2 separate regions of the Homo sapiens genome follow, and region 2 is linked to region 1. The links are chromatin loops, found by intact Hi-C in ENCODE. Cell type or tissue: Calu3. All regions are shown on one strand. Each heading gives the region's core, and the rest is flanking DNA. Links, peaks and the distances in the headings are about the cores only. Region 1 has its middle 300 kb from the start of SMIM30. Region 2 has its middle 41 kb from the start of SMIM30.

What was found. Peaks named below come from ENCODE experiments on the same cell type or tissue, not always from the same donor. Only the 100,000 strongest peaks of a DNase experiment are listed, where the experiment ranks them.
Region 2: it touches region 1 in a loop (10-fold over the local background); 34 of 110 quality-filtered maps call a loop at or near these places.

The regions. Positions count from the first base shown.
Region 1 is chr7:113,418,971-113,424,360 of GRCh38, reverse strand. No RefSeq gene overlaps it. Among named protein-coding and RNA genes, the nearest start is that of SMIM30, 300 kb to the right of the region's middle. RefSeq lists an enhancer at 2,222-2,744. In Calu3, for the core only: a CTCF peak has its summit at 2,417 (motif pointing right); a DNase peak (open chromatin) is centred at 2,460.
Region 2 is chr7:113,156,894-113,162,283 of GRCh38, reverse strand. No RefSeq gene overlaps it. Among named protein-coding and RNA genes, the nearest start is that of SMIM30, 41 kb to the right of the region's middle. In Calu3, for the core only: a CTCF peak has its summit at 2,361 (motif pointing left); a DNase peak (open chromatin) is centred at 2,323.

The DNA of each region.
Region 1 (5,390 bases), core at 82-5,081:
ACATTAAACAGCACTTCAGCACCATGCTTGGGAGCCATTTTAAACAGAGAAATCATTAACAAAATGCAAAAAATGTGAAAAAAAATGTGGCACTAAAGGATACTCGTTTACAGTTTGAGATCGGAAACAAAAAAGCAAAGTGTCACCCGTTTCCACATCAGCTGGGAATGTGCACATCAGGAAATTCAAAGTTTTTGATGTTTTGCACATGCATACATCTGATAATGACTTTGAAAGGACCTATGGTCTTTGAGGTTACAAGTACACTTTAGTGCGTAGGTGAATTCACAAATTCAGAATCTGTGAATAATGAGGACCAATTGTATATTATCTGCTGAGAAGAAGAAGCTTAGTGATCAGCAGATCCTTAAAAAAGTCTGTGACCTCTCACTCCTTAAGGCCAAAACCAAGACCCGGAATAAGTTAAAGTTACTAGATTATTTGACTCAGGCTAAGCGTATTGAGGATATCACGAGTGAACAGTATTATATTTGCACTTTGTATAATTCCTTCTACTGTATTTTGGTGTGAACAGCAATGTTTCACACTGAGGACTAAGGAACTACCTATGTAAATACACCCTCATTTACAAGTGAAAACTTGAAATTACCTAGTGACCAAATGACCTATTATATTAATGTCACTCATTGACATTTGTCAATTTTGTCAACTTTAATCAGTAGAATTTCTAGGATCATTGTAATGATAAAGATAAGGGAAGATTTTATTCCCAATGTTGTATAGAATCATATTTATAAGAACACAGAGAAGATTTTCCTCTAATGCCAGGACAAAGTAAGCATTTTTATCTGAAGCTACTGGCTTAGTTTTATCAAGGGCACATTATAAATCTTACAGTGATTTTCTTTCTCTGCTTAATGTTCACTGCTAGAAAACTTAGCCAAATGTATGGTCCAACATCAGCTTATGTATATATGTATATTATCCTTTTGATTTTATCTTTTCAAGTATTATTTTACATATGTTCAAATTTTCTCACCTTTCCTTTTTATATTTTATTTTATTTCCCCTTAAATCATCTCTTAAACAAGAATGAGTATACATAAATAAGTTCTGCATATAGAATTGTTTTCATTTACAATCTTTTAAAATTCCAATGGGGAAATGATAGGTACCAGTATAAATGTGACTGCTGATAATTTCTGTCCAAATAAAAGGATCAAATAAATAAATTTCTTAGGCATGACATCAGACCTAGGGAATCAGTAACCCTGAGAGAGGGGTCCAGCAAGCTGGGTTTCAACAAGACCTGTGGGTGTTGGGATGCACACTCCACATTACTCCATGGGAAAATAGGTATCACATGGGTCTCACTCACGCTCTCTTTTGCCCTAAAAACAATCTTGACTGTGCATGGGCAAGTTTTCAACCTTGATTGTGTACTGGAATCATCCAGGAAGATTTTTGTAATCATGACATGCCCCAGAGCAATTACAGGAGGAGTTGAGAACCAGTTATCAATATTTTTTTTAAAGCTCCCAGGTGTTCTGATAGGCAGTCAAAGTCGAGAGCAAATTCTCTGTCTCTAAAGACAGGTTCATAGGTCCAGTCATAAAATTAATGAATATTTTCGGCATCTCTGAGTAGTTCTTCAGGCTTAATCTTCCTCCAAGAAATCCAAACTGCTATGTAGCTGTGTCATTTTGAGAAATTAATAAGCTGCATTCCCATCTCACTGCAACATAAATACCATGCTAGTCAAAGATTTAAATGTTTAAAATATTGAGTCTATAAAAGTACTAGAAGAAAATATGTTGAAATTCTGCAAAATCTTTAGGTAAAAAAGGCCTCAGAATAAATAACTGTGGCATAAACCAGAAGCAGCAGCAGGAGGCCAGATAAATCCCACTATGTAAACATGGGTACAGAATGATAATGATATCAATTATGAGCAGGCAGATTATTTCCTATGTTCCCTTTGACTTCTCTACAGTATTAACTTAAGCATGAGAACTGAACCTAGTCTTCATTGATACAAAGTGAAGAGACACCTCATGTTAGTCAAAGATAATTATGTCAGGTTCTTGGCCTTTCTGTGGCCCAATTTAAATACCAAAAAATTATGGGAGATAACTCTGAGCCAGTTTTAGTCTATCTAAAAGGAAATAAAAATTTTCTCAAAGGTAGGAGAAGGAGGTTTGGGGATCTAAGAGTGACAGGAGACTTGTACCCCATCCTTGTCTGGAACACCAGGAGGGAAGGTCCTTCACAGGAGTTGCGACTGGCATCACAGCATCATGGGACCAGTGAAGATGAAGTAGGAGAGCTGAGGCAATCCCACCAATTTCCTGTAGCTCCAGAGAGCAACGGAGGAGAAGATGAAATTACCCTGAAAAGTACACAGCTGTAAGTTCTGAGAGAGACCTATGGGACCTGAAGAGATCTCATTGGTTGTAACAAGAGCATACACCAGCAGATGGCAGCAGATGGTTGTAACAATAGGAAACCAGCAGGTGGCTGCCACGGGGTTGGGGAACACAGCCATTTTAGTGAGGCCAATCATCGGTGGGTGTAATGGCCAGCTCAGCAGATGCAAACAGGAGCAGAACCCAGCTGAGGGACCAATCATATTCCCCCAACACCATGACCCTCAGAGAACACCCAGAATTTACAGTATCCCCAGGGAGAAATAGAGGTAGAGGAGTAGAGGAAATCCTGAGTTGACCTTGTTTAAACTTGAAATGGATGGAATTACACTGGAGTGAATGCAGTTCACCTGTTATCACGTGAAACAGAGGAAGGGCTGGAGGAATGCCAAGAATATGAACAAAATTGAAGTACTCAGAAATGAAGGAAAATGTTATTTTTAATTTTTTATATACCTGAATATAGCCTGAGAAAATGATACCTTAGAAACTCTGCAAAGCAAAAAAATTATAAATTGTCAAAAGACAAACTTAGAAAGTGAGAGCAAATATTGGCAAAACAAGGGGCTAATTTTCTTTTTCTTTTTCTTTATTTGACAGAGTCTTACTCTGTCGCGCCCAGGCTGGAGTGCAGTGGCATGATCTCAGCTCACTGCAGCCTCCGCTTCCCAGGTTCAATGATTCTCCTGCTTCAGCCTCCCGAGTAGCTGGGATCACAGGCATGTGCCACCATGCCTGGCTAAAATTTGTATTTTTAAAAGAGATGGGGTTTCACCATGTTGACCAGGCTGGTCTTGAAATCCTGACCTCAAGTGATCCGTCCAACTGGGCCTCCCAAAGTGCTAGGATTACATGCGTAAGCCACCATGCCCGGCTAATTTTCTTGATATACAAAAAACTTTCAGTACCTTTTAAAAAGTTTACTTTTTATTAAACAAGGAGAACTATACAATAAGTACTGTGCAGTTCACCCACCTGGAATATACCCTCATTTCTGGAATTTTACACTGGAATAAAGAGAGCAAATAAAATAAAGTGGTCAAAAATTCAATCTGTGTAAAAAAAAAAACATACCTAATTGACACTTTTATTACTGAGAAAACATTTGGCTGAAAGATCTGAATTTACAATATATTAGTTAAATCTTAGCATATCATCCTTTCTTTTTCCAAATTGCAGCGTCATAGAATTGACATGCTAGCTGTCCTTTCCTTCTTTGCCTAGATCACGAGAAACTGTGCATGCAAATCATTCACTGGTTCCAAGAGTTTCCCCTCTAATAAGTCAGACTACAAAGAAACCCATTCTACCCACCTTTCCCTCCTCTTTCTCCCATTAATAATCAATATTAGCCAACCCCATTTAATTTTAAAGAATCGCCTTTGAATTATTTTTCAGGAATAGACAAAACTAACGGTAAGAGGTCAACATCCTCAAAGCCACTGTTACGTATTCCAGGCTTTAGTACATTATTCCTAATGGTGTCCCAGAAGTCTAGATATTTTCAACTTAGGATGATTAATAAACATTAACAAATTTTTTAGCCTAGTGTGGTGGGGTGTGCCTGCAGTCCCAGCTACACAAGAGGCTGAGGCAGGAAGATGGCTTGAGCTCAGGAGTTAAGGGATGTAATATGCTATAATCCCACCTGTGAATACCCACTGTGAAATAAAGAAAAAGTAAAGAAATTAAAAATTTTAAATTCGTTATTACATATTTGCACCCATTCTTCAAACTATCAAATATTACTGTGAATGTATCATAATTTATCCAGTTATCCATCATTTAACTGAAATGTGTTTTTTCCTCATTAATGTACTTATTAAAAAGGGGTAAACTTTTTTTAGATATATTAATATATGTTATCTACATTTTTTCTATTTTTACCTTATTTTAACTTTGCTATACAACTATACCCCTTTGTCATAGATTTAAGATAGTTCGACTTTTGCCCTGCATCCCTTACACCCTCAGTATATTCAAAGACTTTGCCCCTGCAATTATCTCTTCTCTCATTTGTATCATTAATTTTTCCTTCTCTATTCTATCATTCCCATCCTCACAAAATAACTACTGTAATAACTCCTTTCTTTAAAAAAGAAAGATTAAAACTCTCTCCACAATTCCACTTTATTGCTTCTAATTACACAACCACTCAAAATAATTGTCTTTGTTCATTTTCCACATTTTCATCTCCCTCCCATTCTCTTTTGAATCCACTCACACTACTGCTTTCAGTCTACTCTGGTTAAGGCCACCCATCATCTCCATATTATCAAATCCAGTTCTCTGAGTTCATTTACTTAAGAATGGGCCAGTCTTCATTAAAAAAAAAAAATCCTTATTTAGCTTCTGGGACTCCTAGTTTTCTTTGTATGTTGCTGTCTCCTCCTTCCTGATTTTCTGCTGGATTCACTTTCTCATATTAATTGTGGAGCCCCCTGAGGCTCAATATTTTGGACTCCTCTCTATTTACACTCACCCCCAGGTAATGAATTGCAAATATCATTTATAAGTTGGTGAGTTCAGTAGTTTTTATCTCAAGTCCCAACCTCTCCTCTAATCTCTAGAATCTTATAAAAACAGCTTATATATAGATTGTCTCCCTTAGATGTCCTAGTAGGAATAACAAAGTTGAGATGCCCAAACGAGAACCACTGATACCTCCCCAACCATCCCAAACTATTCCCCAACTTGCTCTTCCTCCAGTATTCCATATCTTGGCAAATAGCACCAACATTTCTCAGGATGCAAACTTTGCTCCTTTCCTTGATGTCCCTTTCTCTCACAGTACACATCCAATCCATCAGTAAATTCAACTGGCCTACTCGCACAATTCAGAATCTGACCATTTAGCACAATCTTTACCACTCTCAACATGATCAAAACCATCAGTTTCTGTCTCTAGGAATTTTGCTAGCCTAAATGATCTCCCTCCTTTACGCCATCACCATGCCTCCCCTTCATTGTTTATTGTCCATTTGAAAGCCAGAGTAATATTTT
Region 2 (5,390 bases), core at 236-5,235, 260 kb after region 1:
CTGCTTTGGACACACTAAGCTTGAGATGCCTGTTTGACAACCCAGTAGATCAAGTAGGTAACTAGGAAATAGAAGAAGGAGAAGAAGGAGAAGGAGAAGGAGAAGAAGGACGAGGAGAAGAAGAGGAGGAAGAAGAACTAAGAATTATTGGGCACTTTTACTATATATGAGATACTGTCTGAAGTTCTTGGCATGTATTAAGTCATTTACCCTCAAAACAGCTTATGAAATAAGTACTTTTAGTATTATTAAGTACAATTACTAGTATTTCTATTGTATTACAGGGGAAATTTAGGCACAAAGAGAGTAAGTAACTGGACCAAACAAGTAGTAAATGGTAGAGCTGGGAACCAAGTCCACTCAGTCAGGCCCTTGAGCCCATCATCTTAACTTCTACACCCCATGGCTTCTAGGACTTGTGGCCCAGGAGAGCAGCCTCAGTTGTAAATAGATATTTGTGAGTTCTTAATTAATAAACTTTTTAATCCAAAATATATTTATCGAGCACCTGCTATGTGCTCACAATGCATCGGATGGTAATAAAGGTTTTGATGAAAACAAACACAGTGTAAGGAAAGTAGGAGTGCCTGGAGTTGGAGTGAGTGCTGTGTAATACAGCGTAGCCAGGGATGGTCCCTCTGAGGAGGTGATATTTGAGCACAAAGATGAAAGAAGTGAACATGCAAGCTGTGCACATATCTGATGAGTGAAAGTGTCACAAACAGAAAGAACAGTAAATTCAAAGGCCCTGTGGCAGAGGCATGCTTAGCATGTTTAAATATCAGCGAGGTAGCTAGGGTGGCTGGAGTAGCATAAGCTAGGGAAAATATTAGGCTGAAGAGATACTAAGTAATCAGATACTATTTAAACCATCTAACTAGATGAGATCACCTATGGAGAGTGTTTAGAAAAGAAAACCTAGCCCTGAAGCATTTTTTATTTAGAAGTCAGATAAAAAAGAAGAAACTGCAAAGATAGAAGGAAAGCTCTGCAAACAGGAGAAAAAGCGGAAGAGTGTGATGTCAGAAAAGCTAATAGCAGAGAGTATTTTAAGGAAGTGATAAATTGTTCAATGCTTCTGACAAGTCCAACAAAATGCGGATAGAGTCAGGTCCATTAGATTTGGCAACATAGAAGCTGTTGGTGATCTTGACAAAAGTAGGTCCACTGGAATGGTAGAATGAGGATGGGCTTTATTATCAAACTAAAGCCTAAATTCTTGTTTTACCATTCATAATTTCATGCACCTTTCGTAGGTTCCGTAAGGTGAACCTACTTTTGTCATCTGTAAAGTAAGGTAAAAACATTCCTCTTGGCCAGGCACAGTGGCTCATGCCTGTAATCGTAACACTTTGGGACGCCAAGACAGGCCAAGGTGCTGGAGCTCAGGAGTTCAAGACCAGCCTGGGCAACACAGTAAGACCCCCATCTCTACAAAGATTTAAAAAATTAACTGGGCATGTTGGAACATACCTTTGGTCTCATCTGCTCAGGAGGCTGAGGTGGGAGGATTACTGGACCCTGGGAGGTCATGGCTGCAATAAGCCTTGATTACACCACTGCACTCTAAACTGGGCAACAGAGTGAGACCCTGTCACACACACACACACACACACACACACAAAATCCTCTTACAGAATTGTGATGATTAGTGATAATGTATATAAAGCATCAAGCCACTCTCTGATCCTGGCCTTTTTTTACCAGCCTTAGTAACTGAGCTTCTGCTTGTTTCCAAGGCCCAATTCTCATCTTGTGTTCTGTTAGAAATTGCAGGGATGCTTTTAAAGAGTGGAAATATGATGACATAGAATTAAGGACTCAGAAACACCTGAATATCATCATTGGCCAGAATTCTCTCCAGGCTATGTCCTTTAGGAAAAGAGAGTAAAGCATCTTATGAGATGAAGCTCCTAAGGTGCTCAGAGGCCACACACCTCAAATGGAGATGAAAAGGAGCAGGGCAGAGACATTCCCCCTGTGCCTCCCATGGCTGATTGGGGCAGCGGTGGAAGAGGGGAACTAGAATAGGGTTAGGTCCAGGACCATGGAAGGATAAAAGCCTCTGAAGAGAGAAAAAATGGCTATAGCTACTTTAAAGGAGCCCACGTCTTATCATTCTGGAAGGAAGAAACAAGGTAATTCATGCCCATCTGTGTTCTTTTAAAAAAAAAATTTTTTTTGAAAGTTCTACCTTCTTGCACTATGATGGAAAGAGGGCCTTCGAATTGTATCTATCCCTGACAACATTCCTTCTTACGGTGAAACCTGTACCTGGGTATGGGAGTGGGGAGTGCAGGGGGATGTGGAGGGTGCAAGAATAGAAAAGAGCCTTGGGCTCCCCCTAGAGGTCTGTATGCTCCAGTTTGCTTAACCAGATTTCTGCCTTGTTCTATGACTAAATAGCTACTTTAATAATATTCTTAGAACTAGAAACCTGCTACACACTTTCCATTCTTTCCCCTTTCCACCATACCCGCATTTAAGTTTCCCCCAAAATCCAGCTCTGAAGCCATGCCTTGCATACTTGAAGATTTACTGGCAAACTCCTTAGATACCAACTGCCTGCCTGCCTTGACATCTGAGATTATTGATGCTGAATTCTCTCTTATTGCATATTCTCACTAATTACTGTTTTGAAGCCTCCAGAGAGGACTGTTTGCCTACGTATTGACAGAGATTCTAGATATCAATTCAGCCTCCTATGCTGGATTTCTTCCCAGCACCTGCTCCAATCTAATTTCAGATTTCTAAAATTCAATCTAATTTCAGATTTTTGTTCTTTCCATACAGCACTGTCCTGTTGCAGTGAACGTGCAAAAACTGGCGATGTCCTAAGCTGAATCTGTGTTTATTCTTGCAATTGGCTTGAAAATGTTGTTTGCCATTAATGAAAAATGTAAAGCAATGATTACTTTAGACTGGGAGACCCTGGATAGCAGGGTTAAGCCTTAATTATCTTTAATCTCTAGGATCTAGCCCACCACCTGGCATATAGTAGATGCTCAGTAGATGTTTTCAAAGGAACAGAATAAATTAATTCACTTTCAGGCATTTATGAGCTAAGCTCAATATCACGGGGATAATAGCATAGTTGTGTCTAGCTGACTTTACTTTTGAAGCGGTTAATGTGAATCCAACAATTTTTCCAAATTTTCAACAATTAAACTAGCTTACTATAGGCTTTTTCTAGTGCCCTTTCTAAAAAAATTAAAAAGAGAAGCCAGTCTATAAATTTGAGGTTCAAGGATAGTCACTAACATCCTTTGAGGACTTGAGGACATGTCGTGAGTCATGAGGTGAAAGGAACTGAAAGTGAACCCTGGAATAACAAAACTGCCCACTTTTTAAGGAAAATGGGGCTTTCTCTAGTGTGGTAATGCCTTCACGACATTCCTTAGGCAATTGAATGATCATTTCTCAAGGATTTCTCAAGAGGAAGAAAATAGGTCAATAAGAGAGCTCTGTCCATTTGGTAAGAAGTTACCTCAAATTCCATGTGAATGTTTGCACTTAAAATATAATGATTTTTAAATGACAATTCTAAATATTAATGTGAGATGCTGGTAAAAAAGTAGTCAGTTATACTTAGATAATTTACAAAGTTATGTCACAAATATCTTCATTAAAACTGGCAAAAACAGCAAAAATGCATCTACCTAAGAATTACTATAGGCCTAAAATACCATATTTGTTGCATGAGTATGATATCAGCCACTGATGTTCAAAAATAATTAAAAGAACGAGTTGCTATTTTTTTAACAAAAGTCCATTGATTTGCCTGGTTTTCTTTTTATTCAACAAATTTCACAACTACTTTGCTAGTCACTAATAATACAAAAAGGAGAAGGGACTGCCCCTAACCTAAAGAGTTCTCATTCCAGTTAAGTAAAAAATTATACCTTGTGATTATTATCTCATATTTTACTAAATTAGTTAAGCTGACCAGCTAATTGGTGTTAAATAGACACAATCAACTTGTGTCTATTTAAAATTTGTTGTGCAACATATGGGTTATCTATATTGTGTATTTCTCCTCCTTCTTAGCCCTGCTGCTCAGTTTTGTTATTTTACTACTTAGTAACATACTCATGAGACAATGGACTCAGAAAACCGTAACAAGTGAAATTATTCTTCAACTGACGTATTACGAAAAAAGACTTGCATGCTTAACTGATAAATATAAATGTGTAAGATGCTTTTGGATTACTATAAGAAAAGGTAAAAAGAAATGTGAAGGAAAGATATAAACCAACAACTCACAAAAGAAAAAAGGTTCACCTCATTACTAGTAAAATAGATGTAACTTTAAAACAGTAACATGCCATGGGTCACCTGTTCTGAAAACAGTTTTCAAGATTGATAATGTCCAGATGATAAAAATGTGGCAAGAACAGAATTTCATATATGATAGTAGAAACAAACAATCAAGATAATGTTTTAGGAAGAGATTTGAGTGATATGTCTCAAAATTTTAAATTTGTATGTCATGTACCCAGTAATTCAACTCTAGAAATCTACCCTATAGAAATATTTACACCAGCTCTCAGATAAGAATGTTCATTTGAGCCTTGTTTCTAATAGCAAAATTGGAAATAATCTGAATTGTGATTTACAAAAAGGGAGATGACTGAATAAATTACTGCACAAATCATATAATACTAAGTAGCAATTAAAAGGAATGAGGTTAAACTATGTGTACTGACATGGAATGTTATCCAGCATGTAGCTTTAAGTAAATGGAAAACAAGTTGTAAGTGTACAGTATAATTTCATTTTTGTGATAAATAGAAACCAACAAGCATGTATGTGCATGTGTTTGTTTATGCTTAGAAAAAGTCTAGAAGGATATTTATGATCATTAACATAGGTTCCTTCTGAAGAGTGAGACTGGGGTCAGAGTGGAGGAACAGCTCATGTTTGTATCGTTTGATTTTTTACAAATGCATATTAATTTCACTTTTTAAATGTTTTAACTACTCTTTTCTCCTCCTTTATCAGCAGTTCTGAAAAAAGAAACATTTTAGAGCCTGGATTTAAAATTCAAATCCTGACTTGGCATTTTCTAGATATCAAACTAATACCACAGTCTAAAAAATAGTAGCCATAATCTTTAGGTTCCATGTCTGCATTGACACATATACATGAAGGCTTTGTTCTAAAATCCCATAGTTTGAGACCTGAAGCAGAGAGTGTATACCAGTGAACACTGCTTATGTTGTGTGTGGGGTGAAATGCTATATGCTAAGAAGGATAAGCCACAGCCAAGGAGCCCCATCACACAATTCGATGCTACCAGAACTCAGTAAGTAGAACAGTCAAGACTCCAGCAACCCAATCTTTATGAAGCGTATTTGAGAACTTTGTACACAGATACATTATTTAACTTC